2 separate regions of the Mus musculus genome follow, and region 1 is linked to region 2. Evidence: chromatin loops called from intact Hi-C (ENCODE). Cell type or tissue: heart. All regions are shown on one strand. Each heading gives the region's core, and the rest is flanking DNA. Links, peaks and the distances in the headings are about the cores only. Region 1 has its middle 3.3 kb from the start of Slc25a13. Region 2 overlaps Gm20619 (predicted gene 20619).

Evidence for each region. Hi-C counts contacts between places; a loop is a spot of excess contacts. Peaks named below come from ENCODE experiments on the same cell type or tissue, not always from the same donor. Only the 100,000 strongest peaks of a DNase experiment are listed, where the experiment ranks them.
Region 1: a loop joins it to region 2, with 2.2 times the contacts of the local background. A loop is called at or near these places in 3 of 42 quality-filtered maps.

What each region holds. Positions count from the first base shown.
Region 1 is chr6:6,219,041-6,221,955 of GRCm38, reverse strand. No RefSeq gene overlaps it. Among named protein-coding and RNA genes, the nearest start is that of Slc25a13, 3.3 kb to the right of the region's middle. In heart, for the core only: no CTCF peak of the experiment used is centred there; a DNase peak (open chromatin) is centred at 1,785; H3K27me3 peaks cover 118 bases.
Region 2 is chr6:6,288,584-6,291,498 of GRCm38, reverse strand. All of the region lies in intron 1 of Gm20619 (predicted gene 20619), which reads right to left. Among named protein-coding and RNA genes, the nearest start is that of Gm34749, 33 kb to the left of the region's middle. In heart, for the core only: a CTCF peak has its summit at 1,479 (motif pointing left); a DNase peak (open chromatin) is centred at 1,488.

The DNA of each region.
Region 1 (2,915 bases), core at 226-2,725, 69 kb after region 2:
CCGTTTCTGATGCGTGTCTCTGAGTGCCCCGGGGGACCAGGATGACCCAGGCTGGCTTTGCCTGTGCATTGAGTGTCATTGTTAGGCCCAGAGGACCTAACAATGGGATTCACAACCACAGACTTTGACTTGGTGCAAGACCAAGGGTATTCGGCTTCATCTGGGCTCAATCTGAGGGGTTTTGATATAATTACCGTGAGTAACCATCTTTGCTTTACATGGTGTATATGGGACTATTGCTAGAGCTACTGCATAATGTACTCTAAGAACTAGCTGGGCAGTGGTGGCGCATGTCTTTAATCTCAGCACTTGGAAGGCAGAATAAGGTGGATCACTGTGAGTTCGAGGCCAGCCCAGTCTACAAAGTGAGTTCTAGAAATGCAGGGAGAGAAAAACCAACCAACCAAACAAACAAACAAACAAAAATAACAACAAAATCCCTCTAACCAACCAACCAAAAGAACTAGTGCTTCTAAAATCTGTGACTTGGTAAAAACATTTCCAATGCAAGAGAATTAAGGTAAGAGATGGAGCTAAATCTGCCAGATTTACAGGTTAAACATCCCACCCTCTCTTCTTGTCTTGATGTTCTAACTTGACATTCAGAAGGAGAGTGAACTTTGGTCCTTAAAAAGCATCATTAGTTTATAATGAATTCAGATGAATTTAGTATTTATCCAATAGGACTAGTGACCTCATATTAAAAATAACAAGACAAACATACAGAGGAAAGACATAAGAAGAAGATGGCTCTCAGCAACCAAGAAGTGAAGTTCAGAAGGAACCAGCTCTGCTAACAACTTGATTAAAGAATCCTAAGAAAATAGATTGCTGATGTTTAGAGGCACCGAATCTGTATTGTTTTCCTTTCTTGCTCCTTCTGGCTCTTTCTCTCCTTCCTTCTTTCCCTTCTGCCTGCCTCTCTCTGTTTCTCCCTTGACCAAGTCTCACTATACAGCCCTGGTTGGCTTGGAACTGGTTATGTAGATGTAGACCAGGTTTGCCTTGAACTCACAGAGATTCGGCTTCTTGAGTGCTGGGTTTAAAGTTATGCACTACTGCAACAGCTCTGGTATTTTCTTTTGGCAGCTTTAGTAAGCTAATGTAAGTTACTGAGCTTGTTATAGGGATGGGGCTGTCCTAGAATCATCCAGGGATTACAATGTAGCTATAAACATCCTCAAATGAGGAAGAGAAAGAGGCCAAAGATGAGGTCAGTGTGCTATGGAACTGGACCCTAGGCTTTAAAGTTGTACAAAGACGTGGTCTGAGTCACCGGGAAGGTGACCCAAGGGATGTGGGTGGATTCTAGAAGTGTTACTAAGAAAATGGATGTACTCAAATGATCTCCAGAAGGCAGCAGCCTTGCTGTTTTATAGAGACATGCTCTGAAAGTCTTTTCAAGCCTGGCATGGTGGCACACACCATTGGTCCCAGTAAAGGCAGGCAAATTTCCTCTTAGAGTTCCAGGCCAGCCAGGAATACGTAGAGAAACCCTTCTTAGAGAAAACAAAGAAATCAAGACAGCTTTGCTCACAGAGTATAATACCCCAACATTTTGGGGACTTGTTTTTAGTCACACTTTCCTAAGGTGTCTCATGCTTCCTTCCTTCCTTCCTGACTCACTTCCTCGTTCCCCTCCTTTCTTAACTCTAAAAATGTTGGCAGTTTTCTCATCTGTGTCTATTAAGAACAGGTTATTTTTGACCTATCATTAGGGCACTCTTCGGGAAGGCACGTGCAACCCTCTGCTGTGTCCTGACGTGGCCCCAGTCCCAGATATAAACATCTGGAAACTTCTCGTTATTATGATGCTTGCTTTATTCTGTCATAAGTACAATCCACCTTGCAGTTTGTAGTCACCCAGCTAACACCTCCTGGAGCTAGTGTGCATGGCCTGCGTTCTGACTGGCCAGCAATCCAATCTGGCATGCTAGCAGTACTAGGGGAGACCTTTGCTTGCTTGTTTGTTATTAACTGAGCAGAACAAATCGGATCATTAAAGGTCATGGGTCAAAGGGCATCCCCAAGGCCTAGGTGTGCTGGGAACAGTGAAATCTCAGACCTGGCCACGTCACACTCTCTTCTGAACTTGAACTCATGCTCACACTACGTGCTTTTGAGTCAGTGAGCTTTCCCCAATGTTTGGGTTGGCTGCTTGCCTAGCCAGCAAGGTTGGCAAAATGTGCTATAAAGCACAGGTGGTTAGGAGACCTGGATTCGTTCCCGAGGGCCGTCAGAATGAAATACCACAAGATGTGTGGCTTCAAACAACAGAAGTTTGATCTTTCACATTCCTGGGGGGATGCAAAGTCTTAAACAAAAGAGTCAGTGGGGCTGTGTCCTTTCCTATTCCTTGCTAGGCACCGGAGCCTTCAAGGTGGTGGGTGCAGATTCTTCACGCTCCTTGGCTTGTAGCTCCATCAATCTAATATCTACTTTTATCATATGAAATATATACAGAGTGTTTCTGTGTCTTCTTCGCTGTTGTTTGCATCGTCTGGGCCTGGCTGGCTGAGATTCGAGGTATAGATTAAGCCTGCTTCTGCAGAGTGCTGGGATTAAAAGCATGACTCATCATACCTGATCTGCGCCTCCTAATGAGAACTCCAGTCATGTCAGATTAAGGTCCTCCTTACTTGAGTGTGACCTCATCTTAATTGATTGTACCTCCAGTTTCCAAATAATGGTCCAGTCTGAGACACTGGGGTCAGGAATCTTGTGGTCACCGTTCAACCTTGCCAGCTACTTTCAAATGATGGTGGTGGGAAGACTGTTCTGGGATAGAGAAGGCATCAATGCGACATGTCACTTATGTCATTGTGAGAATTAACTGAGAATGAAATAACTTAAACTCAAGTTTACAATCTATTTTTACAGTATGATGTGTTTAGTGGGTTAAAAGATGTCTACTT
Region 2 (2,915 bases), core at 302-2,801:
CTGAGGTCACAAACCAGTCGGGGTTTGTTTGTTTGTTTGTTTGTTTGTTTTGTTCTTTCTTTCTTTCTTTCTTTCTTTCTTTCTTTCTTTCTTTCTTTCTTTCTGGGTTGGATCTGATTGTATGAGTCAACTCAAAAGCAACAGCAATGGAAGAGCTTAACATTGCCGTTTCTGAGGGAAGGGCATTACACTATGTATAGAAAGAGGAGAAGACAGGGAATGTGAGCTGTGGTTATTCACCGCAACCTGATATCACTCTGCTGAGAAGTTTGTCAGTGATGACAAGCACGTGTCATTAGTTTCACTGTTGATTTGTCTGTCTGTTTGTTTTAGTGAGTACTGTATGTAACATTTCTGAGTTCTGCGCTGGGGCATGGAAGCGCTTTGAGGAGAGAAGCCCTGTCACTAGCAAGTGCAGGGCTTCACACCCTTTTTGGAACTTTGCAACTGACAAACTTTCCCAGTTGTGTGTGACTGTCACAGCAACCCAGTGAGGGAAGGGGGACAGGGATAATGTCCTGTTTTTATAGTAATGAAGAAGACCCAGTAGTAGCATGACATTCTATAATCGGTCAGAACTGGAAGCTGGGAAAATCCGAGACTCACACTGGCACATTTCCATCCCTAATCAACTCTCAACTGAAGATGAGGCTCTTCCCGCATCGGTCTGTGCATTTTCTGTAGTTTCCAGTTGCACTTTACTTTCATAAGTTTTATGAAAAAGACCTCCCAGGTAGCTGTCATCCGGCAGCTTCCTAAACTGCTGCCTGGCAGTGGCCTTTGCTAGGTGCCCTTGTTTCCTCTCTTCGCTCTGCCAAAGTCTACATTCCTTTCCCTGTCCCCACACACAATCTGACCCCAGGCCAGAGTGGCATCTTCCTCCGTCCCTCTGAGGTCAAAACCGGTGCTGTCCTGTAGACCCTTTGGTAGTGGGCATCTGGGAACAGCTGTGCCTGAGCCATCCTGCCTCCTACACCTTACTCCACAATGGTGCGCGTGTTCCTGTGCTCACTAGGAAAAGACCCAACCTATGCGGCCCAAGCCTCCCACCAAGTGTGTGACTGGGGGCCCTCAACCAAAACAGGATGGCAGTTACATGTCGGAGATGCGTGACCATCATTGTGCGCGAGCAAGCACGTGTGTATACACACACACACACACACACACACACCCCACACACTGGCTGCTTCATTCAGCCAGAGGTGCCAGGATCCCATCCAAAGGTTGTTTGGATTCTAGAACTGGAAAATGTGAATGTTGCGTTGTATTTTCTTTTTTTACTATGCTGCTATGAAAAGACATGAGAGGTGAGCCCAATTGCAAAAAAACAAACAAACAAAACAAAAAACATAAAACAAAAACAAAATAAAAAACAACCTCTTACCCAAATATCTGAAGTCCTTATGAAAACCTAAGATGAACCACGGAGAGGACGGACCTTCTTACCAGGTGGGCAAGGCTAGAGTACAACAGCGCCGTCTACTGGACAAATCCTTAGCTCACTGGCTACATTCCAGACCATGGCAGTGAGGATAAGATGGCTGACATTGGACCAAGGAGCAGGAAGAAAGCCTTGGAGGACCGACCCTTTCCAAATACAGAACACTTGGTGAGAAACGACAGCCATTGGCCACTGTTTCCTGAAGTGCAGGCTACAAGGGTTGCTTTTTATAAAAAGAAGTACTCCCCATACACCCCAAACGCCGTCATCAATGAGTCCACTGTCAGTTTTTTGAAGCTGCCCCCATCAGCGTTTATTGAACACCTTCCCACCTTGCCACCCACCTACACGTTCACCCCTTTTACTCATTTGCTCGGCACCAAGCCCTGTGTATAAGCTGCTGAGGCTAAGTGAGACCGAACTCACGGTAACTGGTTGGGCTTCTAAAACTGGGTCTAGGCTGAAACCTTTTTCCTATCCTTTAGCGACTTCCTTTGGATTCCTATTTCTTCTCCCCCAGGTTCTCTGTTCTCCACTCAAAGGTAAGCAGGGTGTTAGGCTGCGTAAAAGAACCAGGCTATATATTAATTTCATACTGGATTTTTTTTTTTCTCAAATCCTTGAAACCTAAGAATTGCTATTCAAGAACGATTCCAGCCAGGCAAGAGTACTTGTGCATGCCTGTTATTCCAGCCCATAGAAGACCAAGACCGAAGCCAAAGTATTGTGAGTTACGGGCCAGCCTGAGGTATGTCTCAAGACCGTGTCAAAACAAACAAACAAACAACAACAGCAAAAGGCAAAGAACGATTCTAATACCAAAATCTTTTAGTGCTTTCCAAATCGATAAAAAAAAAAAAAAAAATGTGTCGCTGTCCGTCCGTCCGTCGTCCCCCCCCCCCCCCCCCCATCAAAGTCAACAGCTTGGCACTGCACATTCGTAATGCTAGTGCTCCTGTGGTGAGGTGGGAAGCAGAGACAGGAGACTCCTCAGAAATTCACAGGGCAACTAGACCGGCATGCACAGCAGCAAACAACAAAAAAAGAGAGCGTGCCACAAACACCGTGAAAGGTGGGAACCAATGCTAAATATTGTCCTCGAACTTCCAGATGCGCTCACACTCACTCACTCACATGTACAGGTACATGCATTATAAACACACATACAGATCATATATACACATAAACACTTATTACCAATGGATGGATGGATGGATGGATGGATGGATGGATGGATGGATGGATAAAATGTATAGTCTAGTCTTTAAAATTGAGTAGACCACAGATATCATGAGAAAAAAAGAAAATAATTTTAAGAAGAAAAAATAGCTCTCTGTGTATATTGGAGGAAAATAAAAATCCTCTCCACATGTATTCATTGTTAACAGAGGATATAAAGGGTGACAGAGGCTAACTACCTGGGGTGTCCTGATGCTCAGATGAAGCAAGTGCAGCCTTGGATTCTAAGTTTGGC